Regions from separate parts of the Homo sapiens genome. Here regions 2 and 3 are each linked to region 1. A link is a contact called in ENCODE Hi-C or POLR2A ChIA-PET data. All regions are on one chromosome and are shown on one strand. The core of a region is the stretch at or near the end of the contact, and the rest is flanking DNA. Distances in the headings are between cores, read along the strand shown.

The links. Hi-C counts contacts between places; a loop is a spot of excess contacts on that map. ChIA-PET counts read pairs that join two places held with the same protein, here RNA polymerase II (POLR2A). Pooled maps may share reads with other maps.
Region 2: a map of Caco-2 shows a loop between it and region 1 (8-fold over the local background). The contact joins the promoter of RASIP1 here to the promoter of FUT2 in region 1. A Hi-C loop is called at or near these places in 2 of 168 maps with a recorded cell type or tissue (Caco-2 and naive thymus-derived CD4-positive, alpha-beta T cell). POLR2A ChIA-PET finds 5 or more read pairs at or near these places in 16 of 52 experiments (A673, AG04450, B cell and 11 more).
Region 3: a pooled map shows a loop between it and region 1 (2.6-fold over the local background). The contact joins the promoter of CA11 here to the promoter of FUT2 in region 1. A Hi-C loop is called at or near these places in 5 of 168 maps with a recorded cell type or tissue (Caco-2, HepG2, endothelial cell of umbilical vein and 2 more) and 1 of 50 pooled maps. POLR2A ChIA-PET finds 5 or more read pairs at or near these places in 15 of 52 experiments (A549, AG04450, CD8-positive, alpha-beta memory T cell and 10 more).

The regions. Positions count from the first base shown.
Region 1 is chr19:48,692,580-48,697,443 of GRCh38, reverse strand. FUT2 (fucosyltransferase 2 (H blood group)) reads right to left here and starts at 1,473. Exons shown (of 2, transcript NM_000511.6): 1 at 1,355-1,473. RefSeq lists enhancers at 511-1,074, 1,639-2,202.
Region 2 is chr19:48,737,856-48,742,719 of GRCh38, reverse strand. RASIP1 (Ras interacting protein 1) reads left to right here and starts at 2,110. Exons shown (of 12, transcript NM_017805.3): 1 at 2,110-2,199; 2 at 2,434-2,574; 3 at 3,075-3,760. The coding sequence starts at 2,438. It overlaps IZUMO1 (izumo sperm-oocyte fusion 1), which reads left to right. Exons shown (of 10, transcript NM_182575.3): 7 at 411-511; 8 at 778-931; 9 at 1,242-1,419; 10 at 1,692-1,868. The coding sequence ends at 1,812. RefSeq lists a cis regulatory region at 832-2,257, an enhancer at 3,318-3,857 and a silencer at 3,375-3,894.
Region 3 is chr19:48,644,226-48,649,089 of GRCh38, reverse strand. It overlaps CA11 (carbonic anhydrase 11), which reads left to right and starts at 2,903. Exons shown (of 9, transcript NM_001217.5): 1 at 2,903-3,524; 2 at 3,613-3,687; 3 at 4,521-4,663. The coding sequence starts at 3,458. It also overlaps the pseudogene SEC1P. RefSeq lists silencers at 2,285-2,694, 2,725-2,914 and enhancers at 2,872-3,572, 3,573-4,273, 4,274-4,864.

The sequences.
Region 1 (4,864 bases), core at 224-2,723:
TGTTCTCCTTCCTCAGCCTCCCAAAGTGCTGGGATTACAGGCATGAGACACCACACCTGGTCTATCTTACTGAGATTTTTTTTTTTTTTTTTTTTTTTGAGACGGAGTTTTGCTCTTGTTCCCCAGGCTGGAGTGCAATGGCACAATCTCGGCTCACCACAACCTCCGCCTCCCGGGTTCAAACGATTCTCCTGCCTCAGCCTCCCGAGTAGCTGGGATTACAGGCATGCACCACCACGCCTGGCTAATTTTGTATTTTTAGTAGAGACGGGGTTTCTCCATGTTGGCCAGACTGGTCTCGAACTCCTGACCTCAAGTGATCCGCCTGTCTCGGCCTCCCAAAGTGCTGGGATTACAGGCGTCAGCCACCACGTCCAGCCCCGTCCACGTCTTTCTATTGCGGCCCGGCTTCCTCCTCTCCCCTCTGTCCCCTACACCCAGCGCCGGCCCTGCCCCTTCCCAGCTCGCAGCCCCTTCAGGGCTCCCTATGCCTCTTAAGACACAATCCCAGTCTCTCGCCGGCCCCGCACACCCCTCCGGCTTTGTCACCAGCTGTTCCCGTGAAATAACCCAGCTCTCCGCTCACCCGGGGCCCCGTCCTGTCCCCCAGCTCTGAAAGCCTTTCTCTACCCCAACCGCCCCGTGCCCCGGGCAGCTCAGCACATCCGGCTCAGTCGCACCCCACTGCCTCGAGCTCGCTGTCTTCCTGCACCTCCCCGGGATTCCCGGATTCCCGGCATTATCACTTCCACCCTGGGGAGGAGAAGGGAGCTTCAGACAATAACGTAGGGCCATCACTTGGAAACCCCACCTTTATTCTCCGACCCAGAACAGAAGCGGTGATTCAGAGCGGGATTAGGGAGTGCAGGAGGGACGGAGCCGCCCTCCCTGGGCGACGGCAGGGCTCGGAGGTGAGACCAGCAGTTTGGGTTCCATGAAGCCTCTGAGGAGCCCCAGGGTGGAGGCAGGAAAGTCGGGTCACCACCAGCTGTGCGCGAGCCATCTGCACCATTACTGCCAGGGTGGTTCATAGAAACTGCTGAGGGGAAGGAGACAAGGAAGGACCTGGTGGCCCGGGGTGGAGAAGGGGAGGGAGCTGGTGGTTGGAGCTCTAGAAACAGATCCACCTGGAAGGAAGTGGGGAGGGAGCTAAGGAGGGCGGCTGGCTGGGGAGGGGGGTCCTGGCTGCCGAGGGAGGGACCCTCCTCTCCTGGAGGTCCTGAGTTGGGGGTGCCTCCCAGAGGGCACCAGGGACCCACGAGGGCACACAGGTCCACGTCCCAAATCCCTGCTCTCCGCCTGGGCGTGTGTGCAGAGGTGTGCGTGTTGTAGGGTGGGAGAGGAGCCCCCTCACCTTCTCTCACCTGGTCCTGCTGAAGGAAACCGGGACAGAGTGGTTGGGCAGGCACCTCAGTGTTCCCTCTGGGTCTCTCTTCACTCAGGGCCAAAGAAACCCTTCCAGCATCGGTGACTGGCAAACCCCGCCCAGGAGCTACAGGGCTTTCCAGAGCAGGTGTGGCTGGGCTGCGGGAGGGAGGTGAGCCCGTAGCCCCTCCTCCCTCCCCATTGCCGGCCACAAAGTCCATCTTGTTATCTACCCTTAGCTCCTCCACCTGCACCAGGCACCCCAAGCCTGGCCATAAGGGTGGGGGAGAGAGGCAGGACAAGGTCGCATCCCCCATCCGGGTCCCCGAGGGTCTTCCTTGGGGAACTGTTGTGATGCCCCAACAGAAAGGGGCCCCCACTCTGCTCCGCTCCTCCAGGCAGCCAGGAAGGCCTCCAGGAAGGCAGCATGGAGGCGGGGGACAGAGTCCTGCTAGGCCAGGCTCTCGCTGACTCTGAGTCCCCTCAGAGTCTTATATTTATTTATTAATTAATTATTAGTAGTATTACTTTTTGAGAGAGTTTTGCTCTTGTTGCCCAGGCTGGAGTGCAATGGCGTGATCTCAGCTCACTGCAACCGCCGCCTCACAAGTTCAAGGGATTCTCCTGCCTCAGCTTCCCAAAGTGCTGGGATTACAGACGTGAGCCACCTCGCCCTGCCTATTTCAAAAAAATTTTTAAATACAAATGGGCCCGGTGTGGTGACTCACACCTGTAATTCTAGCACTTTGGGAGGCCGAGGCAGGCGGATCAACTGAGGTCAGGAGTCAGAGACCAGCCTGGCCAACAAGGTGAAACCCCGTCCTTATAAGAATACAGAAATTAGCCATGGCCCAGCACAGTGGCTCATGCCTGTAATCCCAGCACTTTGGGAGGCCGAGGCAGGTGGATCACCTGAGGTCAGGAGTTTGAGACCAGTCTGGCCAACATGGTGAAACCCTGTCTCTACTAAAAATGCAAAAATCAGTGGGGCGTGGTGGCATGCACCTGTAATCCCAGCTACTTGGGAGGCTGAGGCAGGAGAATCGCTTGAACTTGGGAGGCGGAGGTTGCAGTAAACTGAGATTACACCATTGCACTCCAGCCTGGGAAACAAGAGCAAAACTCTGTCTCAAAAAAAAAAAAGATGGATGAGGAATTTTACTGAGAGAAGAGGCAGGCACCACCAGAGCTCCCAGCAGTCCTAACAGGAGGAAAGAGAAACCAGCAGCCACTCCCCAGCTTCAGCTAAGCAGCAGGAGGCTACCTACCAGCTACGGAGCTCCCTTCAAACAAACAAACAAAAAAATCAGATCAAGCTTCCCACTCTAACCACCAGTTTGCAGAAAACAGGAGGACAAAGTTCCCAGTGAAACGACACCATGAGGCAGCAATCAGCCCAGTCCAGAATGTGAGCCCGTCCACAGGACAAACGACCTGTTTCCCTGTGATTCAGCGACAAGGAAAAAAGAAACAGGGTGGGGCGGGGAAGTGGGGAGGTGAGCTGTCATAAAATATGCAAAACAGGCCAGGTGTGGTGGCTCACGCCTGTAATCCCAGCACTTTGGGAGGCTGAGTCGGGCGGATCACGAGGTCAGGAGATTGAGACCATCCTGGCTAATACAGTGAAACCCCGTCTCTACTAAAAATATATATAAAAAAAAAATTAGCCGGGCGTGGTGGTGGGTGCCTGTAGTCCCAGCTACTTGGGAGGCTGAGGCAGGAGAATGGCGTGAACCCCGGGGGCGGAGCTTGCAGTGAGCCGAGGTCACACCACTGCACTCCAGCCTGGGCGACAGAGCAAGACTCCCTCTCAAAAAAAAAAAAAAAAAAAAAACGCAAAACAGATTTGGGGCTCAGAGGCTTAGACTTTCCAACTCCATGAATGTCCCACAGATGTTCCAAAGTCATGGGAATGACCTGGGCGCAGTGGCTCATGCCTGCAATCCCAGCACTTTGGGAGGCCGAGGCAGGAGGATCACCTGAGGTCAGGAGTTTGAGACCAGCCTAGCCAACATTTTTTTTTAGTGAAACTCCATCTCTACTAAAAATACAAAATTAGCTGGGCATGGTGGTGCACGCCTGTAATCCCAGCTACTCAGGAGGCTAGGGGAGGAGAATTCCTTGAACCTGGGAGGCAGAGGTTGCAGTGAGCCGAGATGGTACCACTGCACTCCAGCCTGGGTGACAGAGCAAGACTCTGTCTCAAAAATAAAACAAAGTCCTGAGAATGCAGGACAAACCTTCATTGCGTAACTTTTATTGTCGCTGACCCCAGCCGCGTAAACGCTGTGGTAGCATCCTAGGACCTCCACTGTGACAACTAAAAACAACCCCCACAGATTCCCATAACTCCCCCAGGGGGACAGCACTCCGGAATTCAGGACTGTTGCCCTAAACCCTCTGTTTTCCATTTCAGCTTTCCCTTACTGGTGCACGCCCCCATGCTTGGCCACCACGGCCAATTTCAAGCTACCAATAAGAGATCATTGAACATGGAATTGGAAAGAAACGCACAGTAATACATTGTTCTATAGTAAGTCTTCTTACTATGGTAAACACTTACCAGCCAGTTCTCTGGAGAAAAAAACACACTGTATGTTAGTATCTGCCAATCTGTGTGCCAATCAATGTATGTGCTCACTGCAACCTCCGCCTCCTGGGCTCAAATGAGTCTCCTGCCTTGGCCTCCTGAGTAGCTGGGACTACAGGTGCCCGTCACCACACTCAGTTAATTTTGTGTTTTTTTGTAGAGATGGGGTCTCACTATGTTACCCAGGCTGGCCTCGAACTCCTGAGCTCAAAGCGATCCTCCTGCCTCAGCCTCCCAAAGTGCTGGGATTACAGGTATGAACCATCTTGCCTGGCCTATTTACATTTATTATGTCTGTGTAATAGGCTTGCTATAGAACAATGTAATACTGTGCATTTCTTTCCAATTGCATGTTCAATGATCTCATATTGGTAGCTTGAAATTGGCCGTGGTGGCCAGGCATGGAGGCATGCACCTGTAATCTCAGCTACTCAGGAGGCTGAGGCAGGAGCATAGCTTGAAGCCAGAAGTTAAAGACCAGCCTGGGCAACATAGCAAGACCTTGTCTCTCTACAAAAAATAAAGAAAATTAGCCAGACATGGTGGCACATGTCTGTAGTCCCAGCTACTTGAGAGGCTGAGGCAAGAGGAGCCCAGGAGGTCCAGCGTCAGCTATGATCCTGACGCTGCACTCCAGCCTGAGTGACAGAGAAAGACCCTGCCTCTGAAAAATTAAAAAATAAATCTGGGCACAGTTGTTCACGCCTGTAATCTCAGCACTTTGGGAAGCTGAGGCAGGCAGATTGCTTGAGACCGGGAGTTCGAGACCAGCCTGGCTAACATGCTGTAACCCAGTCTCTACTAAAAATACAAAAATTACCTGGGTGTGGTGGTGCACACCTGTAGTCCCAGCTACTCGGGAAGCTGAGGCATGAGAATTGCTTGAACCTGGGAGGTGGAGGTTGCAGT
Region 2 (4,864 bases), core at 861-3,360, 45 kb before region 1:
GAGAAAGAAAAGAGAAAAGACGAGGTTACAACAAATGTAAAGGATTAGGGGAGGGTAAAGAACCGTGAAGGAGGCCCGGCGCAGTGCCTCATGCCTGTAATCGCAGCACTTTGGGATGCTGAGGCAGGCAGATCACCTGAGGTCAGGAGTTCCAGACCAGCCTGTCCAATATGGTGAAACCCCATCTCTACTAAAAATACAAAAATTAGCCAGGCGTGGTGGCAAGCGCCTGTAGTCCCAGATACTCAGGAGGCTGAGGCAAGAGAATCGCTTGAACCCAGGAAGCGGAGGTTGCAGTGAGCCGAGATCGCGCCAATGCATTCCAGCCTGGGCGACAGAGCGAGTCTCCATCTCAAAAACAAAAACAAAAACAGAATCATGAGTGTCCCATGGTCATCCCCCACCCCCAGAGCGGAATGTGGAAGTTCCTCAAATGGAAGACATGATCCTGGACTGTGAGTTAAACTGGCATCAGGCTTCGGAAGGCCTCACTGATTACAGCTTTTACAGGGTGAGGGCCTCAACTTCTGTAACCCTTGAACTCCCTAGACTACAATACTTGTGTTCTGGATCTATGGGCCTGCACCCACGATTCTCATGACCCAGGAGGGTGGTCTATTAGGTGTGGTCTCTACAGACCTCTGGGGACCCCGTGCCCTGACCAGTGACACCCTGGACACTCACCTCCCACACTGAGGCCCTGTGATCTTCTCACCCCTGTACTCCCCCAACCCCTGAATTCCTCAGGCCTCAGTGACCCCTTGAGCTTGGGTCTAGGTTTGGGGGAACAATACGGAGACCTTGGTGTCCAAGGGGAAAGAGGCCACCCTGACCAAGCCCATGGTGGGTCCAGAGGATGCAGGCAGCTACCGCTGCGAGCTGGGCTCTGTGAATTCCAGCCCAGCCACGATCATCAATTTTCACGTCACAGGTCAGTGCTGTGGGGCTGAGAGAAGTGTAGGATTCAGGGCCCAGGAAAGCTGGGGTCCGCGGCGGGGGCGTGGCCTTGGCGATGGGGGCGTGACTTCCTGTTGGGTGTGGTTTCGGGGCACGGGGTGTGGCTTCCTGCCGGGGGCGTGGCCTCTGGCCCCGAGGACAGGGGTTCCCTTGGGTGTGTTCAGGCTTGACACTGTTGAAGGCGTGATTATCTCTGGGATGGCCGGCTACTGGGACGGGCTTGTCTTTGCCAGGGCAGGAACTCCACGCCCTGCCAGGACTGCTCTTTACGCTTTCTCTAACAGTGTTGCCCAAAATGATCAAGGAGGAAAAACCTTCTCCAAATATCGTAACCCCGGGGGAGGCGACCACGGAGTCGTCCATAAGCCTCCAGCCTCTGCAGCCCGAGAAAATGCTGGCAAGCCGCCTTCTGGGGCTGCTGATCTGCGGCTCCCTAGCACTGATAACCGGCCTTACCTTTGCGTAAGCAACCCATTGAAGAAGACAGGCTTGGCTTGGAGTAAGGGGCGGGGCTTCCAGGAACCCAACACAGAAGCTGGTCTGGGGGCTACTGAGGCCTGAGAGCAGGACTTTCCTGGGGATGGAGTGCGGGGGGCTTGAATAGGAGGACTTCGAAGGGCGAGGCTTAGGTAATTGCTAGAATAAGGTCACAAAGGGGGAGGTTGGGAGGGGTGTCCCCCACACAATTAGTACCCAAACCGGTTCCATGATCTGCACCCCACTCCCACCCCTAGGATATTTCGTCGAAGGAAGGTGATCGATTTCATCAAATCCTCACTGTTTGGCCTTGGCAGTGGAGCGGCCGAGCAAACCCAGGTCCCAAAAGAAAAGGCCACAGATTCGAGGCAACAATAAAGATTTATCTTGTTGTCTAAGCATCTGACTCACTCCCCGGGACGGGACTGATTCTAGCCTTTGGTTCCCCGAGAGGAGAGGTCTGGGGATGGGCTCCGGCCTGAGGGAGGAAGGGCAGAAAACCGGGACCCTTGGGTCCTGGAGGGGACCAACTGACTGCGATGTAATTCCAGAATCAAGGAATGGGGCAGGGCCAACCCTACCCAGATCTCCTCCCCCAGGCCTGGTCTCCTCACAGGACGCCCCCTCCCCGCTCTTCCTGCCGGGTTTCCTCTTGCCTTTTCCTGTCCCCCACCCAGTGCTGGGAGCCGTGGCAGAGGCAAGAGCAGTGGAACTGACCCAGGCCAGTGGAGCCAGGGCCTCCGGGTGTGCCGGACCCGAAGCAGGGTAAGAGCCAGGGACCCAGCAGCCCAAACCCCTCCTCCCTGGGCCCCAAGACTCAGTCCCCCAGCCATCTTCCATCCCAGGACCCAGGAATCCAGGGTACCATCCCTCTCCTCCCCCTGGACTCGCAAGTCTGAGCCCCAGCCCCCTCCTCCCTCTGACTCGGAGTCCAGGTTCCCTCCACCCCATCCCCACAAGAATGCCTTAGGAGTTGGGGCCTTACCCGCCTTCCCTTAGGGCCATGCTGTCTGGTGAACGGAAGGAGGGCGGAAGCCCCCGCTTCGGGAAGCTTCATCTCCCCGTGGGCCTGTGGATCAATTCCCCCAGGAAGCAGCTGGCGAAGCTGGGGCGGCGCTGGCCCAGCGCAGCCTCTGTCAAGTGAGTGCCATCTCTGCAGGACTCCTGCCCCTGCACACCTGCTTCCCATCTGTCCCTGTTCACTGCCCAGTCCCTGCAAAGTGTTGGCTCCGGTCCTCATCCTGAATTGGGCAAACGAGCTGGTGGGCAGGGGGAGACGGTGGGGCACAGTGATACCAGGGCGCGGTGGGAGTAAGAGCTAGGCTAGGAGGTGGAGTGAGGCCGGATGGGCACGGGGACGGGGACAGAAGGAGCAGGGGGATTGATTCACCTTCCTTCCTCCCCTCCCTGCTCACCTCTTGGAATTTCCTACTGTGGGACTTGCCTTTATTTATTTATTTTTTCTCTCTCTCTTTGCCTCGCGTCTGTCCCCACCCTCACCCCCGCCCCGTCCATCCACCCTGGGTCCCTGTCCTCCCTCTGGGTCTCTGCCCACTTCCCTCCTAATATGCCCCCACCCCCGTCTTGGCGTGTCGTCCTGGGTCTCTCTCCCGCGACTCTGTTCCCCGGCGGACTCCCAGGTCTTCTTCGTCGGACACGGGGAGCCGCAGCAGCGAGCCGCTACCTCCGCCCCCGCCGCACGTGGAGCTGCGGCGAGTGGGCGCTGTCAAGGCGGCCGGGGGAGCCTCCGGTAGCCGCGCCAAGCGCATCTCCCAGCTCTTCCGGGGCTCGGGGACCGGGACCACGGGGTCCAGCGGCGCAGGAGGCCCTGGGACCCCGGGGGGCGCGCAGCGCTGGGCCAGCGAGAAGAAGCTGCCGGAGCTGGCGGCGGGCGTGGCCCCCGAGCCCCCGCTGGCTACCCGCGCCACGGCGCCTCCGGGGGTCCTCAAGATCTTCGGCGCCGGACTGGCATCGGGCGCCAACTACAAGAGCGTGCTGGCCACGGCGCGCTCCACGGCGCGCGAGCTCGTGGCCGAGGCGCTAGAGCGCTACGGCCTAGCAGGCAGCCCCGGCGGTGGCCCCGGCGAGAGCAGCTGCGTGGACGCCTTCGCTTTGTGCGACGCTCTGGGCCGGCCCGCGGCGGCGGGCGTGGGAAGCGGCGAGTGGCGGGCGGAGCACCTGCGCGTGCTGGGCGACTCCGAGCGCCCGCTGCTGGTGCAGGAGCTGTGGCGGGCGCGGCCCGGCTGGGCGCGGCGCTTCGAGTTGCGCGGCCGCGAGGAGGCGCGGCGCCTGGAGCAGGAGGCCTTCGGGGCCGCGGACAGCGAAGGTGAGCGGCGGGCGGGGCTCTGGGGCGGGGACTCGGTGCCAGAGAGGCGGGGTCCGTGGGGCGGGGCCTGGGCGGGGCTTGTGGGACTCGCGGGCTGGCTGGGGGCGGGGCCCGCGGGAGGGGACTGGGAGGGGACTGGACGGTGCGTGTTGGACTCTAGGCAGAGCTAGAGCAGGGCCGGGGGCGGCCAGATGGGCGGGCCTGAGAGTTGGGTGGGGCTTGTTGATTGAGCAGGAGTTTTACAGGGGCCAAGCTTGGGGCTTAGGCGGGACGGGGGCTGGTTGCTGGTGGTGGCTTGGAGTGGCCTGAAGTGGCTCCGAATTGGGGTTAGGGCCTTCTGCAGGCATTTCAGACTGCCTTGGAGGAGGTGGGGTGTGTAGCGGGGTCTGCGGAGTAGTAGATCCTGAGGAGCGTTTGTGGAGTCCAGTGGAATGGGCAGGAGTCCGCAGGGGCCTAAGGGATTCGCCCTGTGTGGTAGGTTAGAGGACACTAGCAATTTGCTGATCTTTGAAAGTTCCTTTCTCTAACCAATCCCCACTTTCTGGTAAGGTTTCTGCGAGGTCTGTTAGGTGTACATCCTGCAGCTTAATGGCTTAAACTGTACTCTCCTTTGATGTGGTCTCTTGGGGCCAATTAGGAGAAAGAGAAATCAATAGTGCAACTGTTTTGATACTGAATATTGACAAGGGTCTTTTTGAATTAAAGAACTAGTCCTGGCCGGGCGTGGTGGCTCACGCCTGTAATCCCAGCACTTTGAGAGGCTGAGGCGGGCGGATCACCTGAGGTTGGGAGTTCGAGACCAGTCTGGCCAACATGGTGAAATCCTGTCTCTTCTAAAAATACAAAAATTAGCCGAGCGTGGTGACGCATGCCTGTAATCCCAGCTACTCGGGAGGCCGAGACATGAGAATAATTTGAACCCAGGAGGCAGAGGCTGCAGTGAGCCAAGATCGCGCCACTGAACTCCAGCCTGGGGGACAGAGCGAGACTTCGTCTCGAAAAAACAAACAAACAAACAAACAAAAAACTGTCCTCCAGAAAAAGAAAAAGGAATTGGAGACCTAGGAGCCGGAAGAGTAAGCACGGACAATGTTCTTGGGAGCG
Region 3 (4,864 bases), core at 1,654-4,153, 50 kb after region 1:
CCTTCCTCGGCCTCCCAAAGTGCTGGAATTACAGGCGTGAGCTGCCGTTCCCCAACTATTTTTTTCTTTTTCTTTTTTCTTTTTTTTTTTTTTTTTTGAGACGGAGTCTCGCTCTGTCGCCCAGGCTGGAGTGCAGTGGCGTGATCTCAGCTCACTGCAAGCTCCACCTCCCGGGTTCACGCCATTCTCCTGCCTCAGCCTCCCGAGGAGCTGGGACTACAGGCGCCCGCCACCGCGCCCGGCTAATTTTTTGTATTTTTAGTAGAGATGGGGTTTCACCGTGGTCTCAATCTCCTGACCTCGTGATCCGCCCGCTTCAGCTTCCCAAAGTGCTAGGATTACAGGTGTGAGCCACTGTGCCCGGCCTGTTTTTTTCTTTTTCATAAAAAATAGAGACGAGGTCTTACTATGTTGCCCAGGCTGGTCTCAAACTCTTGATCTCAAGTGATCCTCCCTCCTCAGCCTCCCAAAGTGCTGGGATTACAGGCATGAACCACCAAGCCCCGCCAGCAATAAATTATTAGTATGTACCTTTCCTTCTTGTGTTTTTTCTTCGTGTCTCTCTCCACCCCTGACTCTCTGGGTTTCTTTCTGGGTGTCTCTCTCCATCTCTAGGTCTTTGAATGTCCATCCCAATTTGCTATCTCTGAATACCTCTGTCTTTCTGATTCCTTTGTAGTCTCTCCCATCATGTCAGTTGGTCTGCTTCTGGTCCTCTCTCCCTCTATCTGGGTCTCTCTATCTCTGTCCATCTGTTCCTCTCTGTTGATGTCTCTTTCTCTGCACGAGTGTCTCTATTTATAGATGTGTGTGTGCCTGTTCCCAGGTCTCTGTCTCTAGCTCTGTGTGTGTGTTTCTTTCTTTCTTTCTTTTTTTTTTTTTTTTTGAGATGGAGTCTCACTCTGTTGCCCAGGCTGGAGTGCACTGTTGGGATCTCGGCTCACTGTAGCCTCCACCTACCCGGTTCAAGCGATTCTCCTGTCTCAGCCTCCTGAGTAGCCGGGATTATAGGTGTGTGCCACCACGCTCAGCTAGTTTTTGTATTTTTTAGTAGAAACGGGGTTGCACCATTTTGGTCAGGCTGGTCTTGAACTCCTGACCTCAGGTGATCCACCCACCTCGACCACCCTAAGTGCTGGGATTACAGGCGTGAGCCACCATGCCTGGCTAAGTTTTTATGTATTTAGTAGAGATGGCATTTGGCCATGTTGGCCGGGCTGGTCTCAGTCTCCTGGCCTCAAGTGATCCATCCACCTTGACCTCCCAGAGTTCTGGGATTACAGGTGTGAGCCACCATGCTCAGTCTGTGTGTGTGTTTCTATGTCTCTCCCTCTCTGTGTCTCTCTCCACCTGTACTGATGTATGTGTGTCTCTTTCTATGTCTCTCTGTCTCGTTAATGTTTGGTGTCAGGCTGGACAAGGTGGCTCACACCTGTAATCCCAGCACTTTGGGAGGCCAAGGCAGGAGGATCCCTTGAGCCCAGGGGTTCCGGACCAGCCTGGGCATCATAGCAAGACTACATCTCTACAAAAAATAATTTTTAAAAATTAGCCTGGCATGGTGGCATGTGCCTGTAGTCCCAACTATTTGGGAGGCTGAGGTGGAAGGAGTGTTTAAGCCCAGGAGGTCGAGGCTGGATCAAGCCATGATCGCACCACTGCTCTCCAGCCTGGGTGACATTGCAAGGCTTGTCTCAAAAAAGAAAATAAAAGAAGACAATGAGCAGTTTCACTACCATTAGACGGGGTGAAAAATAATAAATAACAACAACAACAGTAATATGTGGTCTCTCTGAGGCTGGGTATGGTTGTTCATGCCTGTAATCTCAATGCTTTGGGAGGCCAAGGTGGGAGGATCCCTTGAGGACAGGAGTTTGAGACTAGCCTGAGCAACATAGCATGACCCCATCTCTTCTCCCCAAATACAAAAATGTGGTGTCTCTCTCTGTCTTTGGATCGCTCTTTCTCTCTTTTTGTCTCTCCCCACCCCATCTGCTGCTTGGTCTCTGAGTTTCTGTCTATCTCTAAGTGTGTGTCTCTATGTCTCCATGTCTGTCTCGCTGCGTCTCTGTATCTCCTTTTCTGCCTCTATCTGTATCTCTCTCATTCATTCCTTCCTCTCTCCCTCCCCCTCCTCCTCTCCCTCCTCCCCCTCCTCTCCCTCCCCCTCCTCTCCCTCCTCCCCCTCCTCCTTCACCTCCTCCCCCTCCTCCTCACTCCTGCCTGGCGGTTTGTTCTTGCCTCTCTAACCTTCTGTCCCTCCGCCCTTCCTCTCCGTATCCATCTCAGGCTCCCTTCCCCTCCCCAGCCTACGCAGATGTGGGTCCTCACCTCCCGCTCTCCGCCTCTGCCCTCCCGGCTCCTCCTCCCCGCCCCTCTCTCCCTCGCCAGGTCTCTGCCTCCCCCTCCAGGCGAGCAGCCCTCACTGCACTTCAGGCTCCTAGGGGATCCCCCGGCCCCGTTAAGGCAGCCCCAGGCAGAGACCCAGTGGAGCCCTGGGGCGGGGAAGGGGGGCTGCGGGCGCTGGGGCGGCTCCAACCTGGGTCCCAGCGAGCAGGGGGACCCTGCATCCGCCAAGGCCGGCGGCCCCCAGCATGGAGACTTCCGAAGCCACTCCCAGCTCCACCTTAAGCGCCCCCCCTTCCCCTTGCTGCGGAGGATGGAAACAGCCTGCTCCCGGCCCCAGGTGTCCCGGCCACCCCCGCCCGCGTGGCCCCAGCGCGGCTGGGAGCCGAGGACCAGCCCCCTACCTCCTTCCGAATCCTGCCCTTTCGCACATCCCACCCCAAGCCAACCCGAGGAGTGTTTGCCGCTATGAGATCACCTGCTCCCCCAGCCCAACAACAAAATTAAATAACACCACGGGAGAGGAGAGAGGGAGGGGGAGGAGGGAGGAAGGGACAAGAGAGAAGAGAGACTGAAACAGGGAGAAGAGGCAGGAGAGGAGGAGGTGGGGAGAGCACGAAGCTGGAGGCCGACACTGAGGGAGGGCGGGAGGAGGTGAAGAAGGAGAGAGGGGAGAAGAGGCAGGAGCTGGAAAGGAGAGAGGGAGGAGGAGGAGGAGATGCGGGATGGAGACCTGGAGTTAGGTGGCTTGGGAGAGCTTAATGAAAAGAGAACGGAGAGGAGGTGTGGGTTAGGAACCAAGAGGTAGCCCTGGGGGCAGCAGAAGGCTGAGAGGAGTAGGAAGATCAGGAGCTAGAGGGAGACTGGAGGGTTCCGGGAAAAGAGCAGAGGAAAGAGGAAAGACACAGAGAGACGGGAGAGAGAAGAAGAGTGGGTTTGAAGGGCGGATCTCAGTCCCTGGCTGCTTTGGCATTTGGGGAACTGGGACTCCCTGTGGGGAGGAGAGGAAAGCTGGAAGTCCTGGAGGGACAGGGTCCCAGAAGGAGGGGACAGAGGAGCTGAGAGAGGGGGGCAGGGCGTTGGGCAGGGGTCCCTCGGAGGCCTCCTGGGGATGGGGGCTGCAGCTCGTCTGAGCGCCCCTCGAGCGCTGGTACTCTGGGCTGCACTGGGGGCAGCAGGTAAGACCTGGGGTTCCCGGGAGGAGCCCCCGAGGGAGGGTGGAGGTGGGGATGCCAAGGAGAGGGATTCAGGCTGCTCTCTTCCCAGCTCACATCGGACCAGCACCTGACCCCGAGGACTGGTGGAGCTACAAGGATAATCTCCAGGGAAACTTCGTGCCAGGTGCCGCCAAGGCGGGGACCCAGGAGTCCGGCCCTCCCGGCGCCTCCTTCTTCAGACTCAGGAACCTGGGTTCCCAGCTCCCTCCTCCCCCCCAGGACCAGGAGTCCCAGCCCCCTCCTCTGTCCCTCAGGAGTCGGGCCAGCTTCTGAACCCCAGGGGCTCACCATGGGACATTATACATGCGCATTTCAAGTAGTGAGTGGGAGTGAGTGGAAGGAAAGTGTGGGGGTGGAGATTATGTGTGTGTTTGCCGGGAGAGGAAGGTCCTGGCTCCTGCTAGGAACCAGAGGCTGGGTGGCCCCGTCCCCCACCTTGTCCAGCCTTCTCTTGCAGCTCCTCTCCCCAACACATTAATAATAATCCAGCTGTGGGATAAGAGCGATTAAAAAAAAGAACTACAACTCCCACGGGGCTCTGGGGCAGGTAGGCAGCAGAGGGGTAGGCTGGTAGCACTGGGGCCTGCTGGGAGTTGTAGTTCCATCTACAGTGGCTTAAGATGGGTTTGATCGGCTGGGCGCGGTGGCTCACGCTTGAAATCCCAGCACTTTAGGAGGCCGAGGTGGGTGGATTACCTGTGGTCAGGAGTTCAAGACCAGCCTGGCCAACTTGGTGAAACCCGTCTCTGCTAAACTTGGAAACTATTCCAAGATTCTTCTAGGACCCAGAATTCTGGATCTGAGCCCAGTCCTCCCTCAGACCCAGGAGTCTAGGTCCCTAGCCCCTCCTCCCCTGGGATCTGGGAGTCCAGACCACAGCCCACTCAGCAGATACCAGCCCTGGGATCCAGTCTCTATTTCTGACTCCTTGTCCTCCTACTCCGACCCCACCCCCAGGGCCTCCTTTCTGGGGCCTGGTGAATGCAGCGTGGAGTCTGTGTGCTGTGGGGAAGCGGCAGAGCCCCGTGGATGTGGAGCTGAAGAGGGTTCTTTATGACCCCTTTCTGCCCCCATTAAGGCTCAGCACTGGAGGAGAGAAGGTAAGGGGCTTGGAGGGAGGAGCTATTGAACCCACTGGGGATGGGCATGAATAGAGGCTGGGGAATGGGGTGCTGAGGTAGGAGAGCAGCCTTGGGGGAGGAGGGGACACCCAGTGGGTGGAGAGGAGGCTGCTTACACTGTAAAATGGATCACCCATTCTTCCCATCCCAAGCATGGTCCCCTAGTCTCCCCATCTCTGC